Linked DNA regions of Homo sapiens: all the other regions are linked to region 2. The links are chromatin contacts, found by Hi-C or POLR2A ChIA-PET in ENCODE. All regions are on one chromosome and are shown on one strand. The core of a region is the stretch at or near the end of the contact, and the rest is flanking DNA. Distances in the headings are between cores, read along the strand shown.

Region 1 (2,706 bases), core at 33-2,532, 180 kb before region 2:
GTGTTTACAAACCTTGAGCTAGATACAGAGTACCGATCGGTGTATTTACAATCCCTGAGCTAGACATAAAAGTTCTCCAAGGCCCCACCAGACTCAGGAGTCCAGCTGGCTTCACCCAGTGGATCCCGCACCGGGGCTGCAGGTGGAGCTGCCTGCCAGTCCCGGTGCCTTGCGCCCGCACTCTTCAGCCCTTAGGCGGTCGATGGGACTGGGCGCCATGGAGCAGGGGGTGGCGCTCGTCGGGGAGGCTCCGGCTGCACAGGAATCCACGGAGGAGGGGGAAGGCTCAGGCATGGTGGGCTGCAGTCCCGAGGCCTGCCCCGCGGGAAGGCAGCTAAGGCCTGGCGAGAAATCGAGTGCAGCTCTGGTGGGCTGGCACTGCTGGGGGACCCAGTACACCCTCCGCAGCCGCTGGCCCGGGTGCTAAGTCCCTCATTGCCCGGGGCCAGCAGGGCCGGCCGGCTGCTCCGGGTGCGGGGCCCGCCAAGCCCACGCCCACCCGGAACTCCAGCTGGCCAGCAAGCGCTGCACGCAGCCCCGGTTCCCGCTCGCGCCTCTCCCTCCACACCTCCCTGCAAGCTGAGGGAGTGGGCTCCAGCCTTGGCCAGCCCAGAAAGGGGCTCCCACAGTGCAGTGGTGGGCTGAAGGGCTCCTCAAATGCTGCCAAAGTGGGAGCCCAGGCAGAGGAGGTGCCAAGAGTAAGCGAGGGCTCTGAGGACTACCAGCACACTGTCACCTCTCAATAGGAGTTTTTCAGCTCCATTATATTATGGGACCACCATTATTGATGCAGTCCATCATTGACTGAAAAGTCATTATGCAGCACGTGACTCTGTATTTATGGGATTTTTTCATGTAGAGTAGGGTATCAGTTATACATTGCCTCATGACGGTTAAGTGTCCCTGTCACTTAGGAGCTGAAAGCAACCAAATGTATTATTTGGTTTCAGTGGGGCAGAAACTCAGACCAGGCTTAGCTGGGTGGTTCCAGCTCAGATTCTCTCCAGGGGTTGCAGTCAGGCTGTGGGCTGGCACTGACTTCTCTAAAGCCTCAACTGGGGCTGGAGAATTGCTTCCAAGTTTGAAACTGACCCAATAGTCCCATAGACAGTTTTTCGGATAAACATAGAAATTCACCCTTCTGGCTTGAAATTTACATTTGTTTTACTTGAGTTCCTTCCTCAGGAAACTAACTTCAGGCCTCTCAAGAAAAGTACCAAAGAACTGAAACTCACCAGATCACCGCATTCAGACAATGAGATGCTGCCCCCTCATTCATCATGATTGCTTCCGTGCCCCTCCCTAGTTGCTGTTTTCTTACACATTGTTTCATTTCTTCCCTGCTATACAAATCCCTCGTTTTAGTAGGTCAGCAAGATGGATTTGAGACTGAGCTCCCATCTCCTCGGTTGCAGCACCTGATTAAATCCTTCCTTGGCAATACTTGTCATCTCAGTGATGAGCTTTCCATGCGGTGAGCAGAAGGACCTGGACCAAACCCCTGGTGTTTTGGTAACAAGTTCATTCAGTCATGCAGCTCTTGACTGGAAGCCTCATTTCCTTGCTGCATGGGTCTCTCCGCAGAGCTGCTCATGGTGTGGCATGTGGCTTCCCTAAGAGTCAGCTATCCAAGGGAAAGAGCAGTCAAGATGGAAACCACAATGCCTTCTTTGGACCTAGTCCTCAAAGTCACACACCTCCACCTCAGCCAGATTCCATTCTTTACAAGTATCGCCAAACACAGCCCGGACTCAGGCAAGGGGAATCAGCTTCCAACCTTTAATGAGGGAATAACAAAGAAGTCATGGGCCTGGCCGGGCACGGTGGCTCACGCCTGTAATCCCAGCACTTTGGGAGGCCAAGGCGGGAGGATCACGAGGTCAGGAGATGGAGACCATCCTGGTTAACATGGTGAAACCCCGTCCCTACTAAAAATACAAAAAAATTAGCCAGGCGTGGTGGCAGGCGCCTGTAGTGCCAGCTACTCAGGAGGCTGAGGCAGGAGAATGGCATGAACCTGGGAGGCGGAGCTTGCAGTGAGCCGAGATCGAGCCACTGTACCCCAGCCTGGGCTACAGAGCGAGACTCCATCTCAAAAAAAAAAAAAAAAAAAAGTCATGGACCTACATTTAAGTCCACCACAACTAATTTTTCAGAAAAAAAAGAGACTGTATATGGAGTGAAATAATGACCTCATACCTTAAACTTACCAAGCTCTTGCTATATTTCATGGATTTCAAAGACACACTATTTTTTCACATTTGAACACCTCTAAAATTAGGAGGCGTTTTTCCAATAGCACAGTCTAGTTTCAGTGAAATGCAGTATTGTGTGTGGGCCTCGTGCCCTGCATTATTGCATTTAATTATTACAGCACTCATAAAATGTGGATATTAATGTGGCCATATTGAATGTGGGGCCCTGGGTGTTTGCTGAAGAGAGTAGGCAACTTGCCCATGTCCCTTACCTGGAGCAGAATAGAGCAAGGATTCAAATCCATGGGGCCCTCGGTCTTAACACTGTGCTGTCATGACTCAGTGGAGCGTAAAGAGGAATTGTATTTTGAAGGCTTCCTTTCAATCACTGCTTCCTATCTTGCTTTTCCACCCTCCCTTTTGCACCTCTGGCAATGTTTAGGTGTATTCCATTAGCTTTCTAGCCACTTTCAGCTATTCAAATGTTGATCTCAAATTCAGTGAAATCTTT
Region 2 (2,992 bases), core at 349-2,848:
AGAGAACAAAAGAAGCAACTTGTGTTTCTATCTCATGGAAACTCTAATCACTAAGGGCTTGGATTTGATTGACATTGGCGATAGGGTCCACAAGGAAACCACAGCTTGGGAAGGCTTCTGAGGACGTGAGCAGGCAGCTCTCTTTTCAAAACACCTAGAGAGTGGAACCTTGCCTCTATTAAAAATACAAAAAAATTAGCTGGGCATGGTAGCAGGCACCTGTAGTCCCAGCTACTTGGGAGGCTGAGGCAGGAGAATGGCATGAACCTGGGAGGTGGAGCTTGCAGTGAGCTGAGATCGTGCCACTGCACTCCAGCCTGTGCAACAGCAAGACTCTATCTCAAAACAAAACAAAACAAAAGAAAAAAACACCTAGAGAGTGAGTTTGCAACACAGATTTGCAGGACTGGTGCCTACAAGTAGAGAGAGTTTTTTAAACCTTATATGAGGTTAGGATTTCGGGTTTCTCAGGAGCCAGGTTTAATATAACCTATAGCAAGTTAGTTTCTCAGTCATCCTTCAGTCATGAAATGCATTATGGTGCACACACAGGGTTTAGATTTGTGCAACCCAAGTGTAGGTGTATTGTTTACTTTCAAATAAAGACTTACAGTGACATTGTATCCCTGAGTCTCCTCTTGACAAGCACAGTATTTCAGAAACTCTTGGCGGCAGTTCCAGTTCAGTATGGGGCCTGGTTCTCATTTTAGTCCAAGTCAAAGCAGCTGAGGGGGTTCTACCCCAGTGTGTCAGGGGGACCTGTCATAGGCATGTCCTCTACTTGGTTCCAGATTTAACCCCTGAATGATTCAGGGGGATTTTAGTCACATGAGATCTCAGACGCTGACTTGGAAGTGATGGAAGGGCCATAGTTTCTCTGCCCTTTTTGGCACGGGGCTAGAACAGCTCCCCCAAGCAAGAGTCTTTTATCCTCACTGATGTTCATGTGATTCAGGGGCAGCCTGTGCAGGAGAGGGTGTGGACCACCTGAAAGCCAGGAGATGGAAGGAGAACAGAGTTTTGGTGTCAGAAGGTGCTACTGCAGCTTAACTGTGGGATTCCAACACGTCCGCCCACCAAATCCTCATTTCCTCATCACCATCCCTATGTTACCAACCTGTAACATGTAACATAGGGGTGGTGATGTCTGCTTACTGGGGTTTCTGCTGGGCTCCGTGCAATGCTCTTCAGGGTTGTGCTATGGAAGCTGCTGAGCACCACATGCCTTGGAGGTGGCCAGACCTGTGTTTGCACATCTGGAGGCATGAGGTGGACAGATGCGGGTCTGGGGCTGGGGATTTGAGTGGGTGTCAAGCTGTCTGTGTTTTTGGAGGGTGGCCCTGAGCTGTGCTGGGTTTCTCGCCTCGATTTTAAGTGGATGTAGACTTACATAGAAAATTGGGTATGTTGGGGGACGGGCTGAATTCCTCCTTCCTGCCCCTCTTCCCAATACAGAGGTTAAGGAAGGGGTGTCTCTGGGCAATGCTGGGACACTTTACAGGAACCCTGCATTTCCGAACACTTCATGTAAGCAACTTTGTGCAATTCAACACTTTCTGACTTTTCACCAGCTCAGGTGCTGGGGCCTCCCTGTGGTGATAGCACAGATTACAGTTTCCTCCATTGGCCTTGACCTTAGAAATTATATAACTATTGGTTTAAAAGGTTTTTTTTGTTTGTTTTTTTGGCAGTGGTTGCAATTTGTATGGTTTCGGGGTTTGAACATTGGAGTTACTGTATCGAGGCCTATAATGCTGAATTGGATTCAGAGACTATTGGATTGAGAAGATCCCGTGGGTCTGTCTGACCTGCCCTTCTCACTCTGCAGCTGAGGAAATGGGCCCTGGGTTCCGTCAGGGACAGCAGAGTCCTCATGCCTTCTGGGACCCTTCCCTCCTTCCCTCCTGCCGTCAGGGCCCCGCCTGAGGGACGGTGACACTCCTACCCCATCACGTTGGTGCCGGCAGTGAGCAGTCACGTATTTGTGTGGTTGTCATCTTGGAATGATGTGTCATGTGAGAGTTAAATAGTTTTGCCCCATGAGTTATATAATGCTGTTTATATGTTAAGTTGCGTGCCAGTCTTTCACGGTCAAATGATAAGCGTGACATAGGGTCTGAAGCGACAGCCCACTTGTAGGAACTGGGCCAGTGTACTCCAGCATGGCATTGCAATGGGAGTCACTGTATTTTGGATGCGTGGTCTGGTGAAGATGTGGGACACATATAGTCAGATCCTGGTGGGTTCATGTAAGACCCAGGACCATGGTCGATCAAACTCCTTGCTGTTCTCCCCTGAGATGTTGGCTTATTGAATACTTTTTTGAATTAAATGGGACCCTGGTTAAGCTGAGTTTCCCCATAATGAGATTGGCTCTATTAGGATTGCATCTGAGCTGCTTGAATTTGAGTGTTACATGTACAGATTGTATGAATTAACCTAAACGGGTTTTTGATGTATCATTTCCTTACCTTTTCGGAGACTTCATTTTAGTGCATTCAGTTTACTCTGGGATTGTATTCTAAATACTTTTTTTTTGTTGTTTATTTGTTTGGGACAGAGTCTTGCTCTGTTGCCCAGGCTGGAGTGCAGTGGCACGATCTTGGCTCACTGCAACCTCCTCCTCCCAGGTTCAAGTGATTCTTGTGCCTCAGCCTCCCGAGTAGCTAGGATTACAGGTGTGCGCCACCACGCAGGCTAATTTTTGTATTTTTAGTAGAGACGTGGTTTCACCATGTTGGCCAGGGTGGTCTTGAACTCCTGGCTTCAAGTGATCTGCCCGCCTCGGCCTCTCAAAGTGCTGGGATTACAGGTGTGAGCCACTGTGCCCGGCCGTATTCTAAATACTTTTTATACACACTGACAAGTTGTCCTCTGAAATCTTGCATCTGTTTATATTTCATCAAAACTTTAAAAAATGTTTTCAAGATTTTTATTTTTGCTGCTCTACTAGGCAAAAGAGTAGTCTTCTGTTTTGTAGCTGTCTAGTCTG
Region 3 (2,813 bases), core at 298-2,797, 160 kb before region 2:
ATGCCCACTGCCCAAGGTTCCTTCTAAGCATGTTTTTATCTATGTAAGCATGTCTTTTCTGCATAACTTTAGATTGTTTGAGCAAAATCTTCTAAGAAAATTTTTTGAAGCCATCATTTTATTTTATTTATTTTTTCCTGAGACAGATTATCGCTCTGTCGCCCAAGCTGGAGTGCAGTGGCACGATCTCTGCTCACTGCAACCTCCCCCTCCAGGGTTCAAGAGATTCTCCTGTCTCAGCCTCCTGAGTAGCTGGGACTACAGGTGTGCACTACCATGCCCGGCTAATCTTTGTATTTTTTTTTTTTTTTTTTTTTAGTAGAGAAGGGGTTTCACCATGTTGGCCAGGCTAGTCTCGAATTCCTAACCTCAGGTGATCCGCCCACCTTGGCCTCCCAAATTGTTGTGATTACAGGCGTGAGCCACTGCTCCCGGCCTGAAGCCATCATTTTCACCTTGCCAATCCCATGCAGGTTGAGTTCAAACCTGCCCTCTTAGAGTTCCTGTTTTGCTGCCTGGGAAATGGGAACAATTATAATTCCTGTCTCAATAGGCTATGTCTTTGACTGTTTGTGCTGCTATAACAAGAAACCAGAGACTGAATAATTTATAAAGAGCAGAAATGTATTTTATCAACAGTTCTAGAGGCTGAAAAGTCCAAGATTAAGGTCGCAGCAGGTTCAGTGCCTGGGGACAGCCTGGTCTGCTCTTCCAAAATGGTGTCTTATTGCTGCATACGACCAAGGGGAGGAACATGGTGTCCTTACAAGGTGGGAGGAACCAAAGGGGCCAACCAGGGAACTTACTCCCTCCACCAGGGCTTTTCCTAAGGGCATCTAATCCCATCAGGTTGTCAGAGCCTTCATGACTCAATCACCTCCTAATTAGGCCACACCTCTTAACACTGTTGCATTGGGGATTACGTTTCAACATGAGTTTTAGAGGGGACACAACTATTCAAAACCACAGCAGGCTATTCCTTTAAAACACAGAAACTGCTCCCTGACCATAGTGTCCTCAGGAAATGTTTTCTGATTGTTATATTTCTCATAATTATAAACAATGCTGCCCTGAACATCTTTGCACCTAAACCTTGGATTGTCTCTCTGATAACCTTCTTGGAATTGAATCCTGGCTGTAGTTTTACCAGTGTCCCATAGAGAATTTAAAGTAGAAGCTGACCTCCAGCCTGACTCCTCCCAGGCAGCTTCTTTTGCAGCTTACAGAGTCCATGCCCCACTCTGACACCTCTTCTGGCCAGGGTGTAAGAATGCAGGACCTCTGCACAGGAGCAGGTGGGGGGTGTCAACTTCTAACAAGGTGAACTTTGCTTTGTCAAATGTGTGCTGAGCAGGATCTGCCATCAGTTGGGCCTGAGTTTGTCGTCAGAGGGTCTCTCCATAGTGGGAAGCTTCACGGTGTTTTTCACCAGCTGCTTCTGAATCACACAGGTGGCTCTGAATCACACAGTGTGACATGACTGATTTCGGCAGAGGTCTCAAAATGCAGCTCAGATGTCACCATCTCCATGAGGACATCCCTAAACCCCTCTCAGTGTCAGTCATTTCCTCCTCCAGGCCACCCTGCACCTCTGTTTTACCTTCCATATCACAATATGCTTCTTTCCTTATGTGGCCGTCTCCTCCCCTGGTTGATGTCTTCCCCAATGCATTGGTGTGAATCACCTTCCCCCATGAATTGGTGTGAATCACCTTCCCCCCGTGCATTGTGTTAATGTACACACTGAACAGATTTCTTAGGCAAAGCTGTGAACCCCACCATCCCAGGGACAGGCAGCATCCACATTCTATTCAATGTGAATCACTCTTCCTGGGGTTGGGCAACATAGGGTAGCACTGATTTTAGTGCTCATTAAACCATTTGTTAAACTAATGTGAAATTGCAGAGAAACCTTCTGCCCTTCACCTTGAGGGTGGAAATTAAAGTCAAGACCCACTTAAGAGGAAAGGCCCTGGTGAATTACAACCACTTCCCCTTTTTAATTTCAGTCAACACTTTTACACTGGGACCAAGGGGGCACAAAAGTAATATCCCTTTGCTGAAGGTCTGCAGGAGTTATCATTGCATCCCTCTGAAGGGGACATTCGGAAGTGTGGTTTTGAGATGTCAAAATTTAATCATTGCTAAGAGTTAATGTGGCCTCAGCAGTAAATACACAGGCCCTGCTCCAAGCTGAACCCAGGGTGAATGGTCAGAAAACAAGTCAGGAGAAAAGACACTGGTGGAGGAGGAAGGAGCTTGCTCTGACCCGGAGAAAGAACTCAGTGCCCGTCTTGGCTCAGCACCCTGTCCTGCAGCCCCAGTTTTCTCAGCTGTGAATCACGCCAATAGAACCGTAGATTAGTGGTTTTCAGACTTTTTTAAAGAGACAGTATCTCATTATGTTGCTGTAATGCAGTTGAAACGGGAAAAGTTCCCTTGTCCTCTTCACAGGGCATGTGATGGGGATGTGGCTCACTTCTTTGGTGCCCCCCTGCTCACACCTCTAGGGGAGCATACAGACAGGCAGGTTGTGGGGCTCTGATGCCATGGCAGTGTCTAGGGGTGAATGTTTACAACTTCTGAAGCCCCAGTGGGCGTGTGTTACAGGGTGATCTTTTAGTTTGCCATCCATAGGCAGCTTGTGTTAGTCAGCTCAATTAGACCGTCTACCTTGTCTCAAGGACAGAGGGCTTTCTGTATCCCTGGGTTTCTTGCCTTGGTGTACTAGAAGAATCAGATCACACATGGGCTTGCAGAATGAGTGCAAGGTTTTATTGAGTGGAAGTAGCTCTCAGCAGACAGGGGAGCCA

The links. A loop is a pair of places that touch in the nucleus more often than their neighbours do. ChIA-PET counts read pairs that join two places held with the same protein, here RNA polymerase II (POLR2A). Pooled maps may share reads with other maps.
Region 1: a pooled map shows a loop between it and region 2 (2.8-fold over the local background). The contact joins two enhancer-like sites. A Hi-C loop is called at or near these places in 1 of 168 maps with a recorded cell type or tissue (transverse colon) and 4 of 50 pooled maps. POLR2A ChIA-PET finds 5 or more read pairs at or near these places in 1 of 52 experiments (activated CD4-positive, alpha-beta T cell).
Region 3: a map of GM18951 shows a loop between it and region 2 (4-fold over the local background). The contact joins two enhancer-like sites. A Hi-C loop is called at or near these places in 2 of 168 maps with a recorded cell type or tissue (GM18951 and PC-3) and 4 of 50 pooled maps. POLR2A ChIA-PET finds 5 or more read pairs at or near these places in 3 of 52 experiments (HEK293, PC-3 and PC-9).

The regions. Positions count from the first base shown.
Region 1 is chr7:47,626,332-47,629,037 of GRCh38, reverse strand. LINC01447 (long intergenic non-protein coding RNA 1447) reads right to left here. Exons shown (of 4, transcript NR_108090.1): 3 at 1,236-1,777; 4 at 1-341. Among named protein-coding and RNA genes, the nearest start is that of LINC01447, 5.7 kb to the right of the region's middle. RefSeq lists an enhancer at 2,518-2,706. Within about 2 kb of position 1,282, at least 2 of the 41 ENCODE cell types and tissues checked have a DNase peak (open chromatin) inside an H3K27ac peak, as active enhancers do.
Region 2 is chr7:47,443,482-47,446,473 of GRCh38, reverse strand. The region is part of intron 4 of TNS3 (tensin 3); the gene reads left to right. Among named protein-coding and RNA genes, the nearest start is that of SNORD151, 20 kb to the left of the region's middle. Within about 2 kb of position 1,598, at least 2 of the 41 ENCODE cell types and tissues checked have a DNase peak (open chromatin) inside an H3K27ac peak, as active enhancers do.
Region 3 is chr7:47,600,490-47,603,302 of GRCh38, reverse strand. No RefSeq gene overlaps it. Among named protein-coding and RNA genes, the nearest start is that of TNS3, 20 kb to the right of the region's middle. RefSeq lists an enhancer at 2,153-2,242. Within about 2 kb of position 1,547, at least 12 of the 41 ENCODE cell types and tissues checked have a DNase peak (open chromatin) inside an H3K27ac peak, as active enhancers do.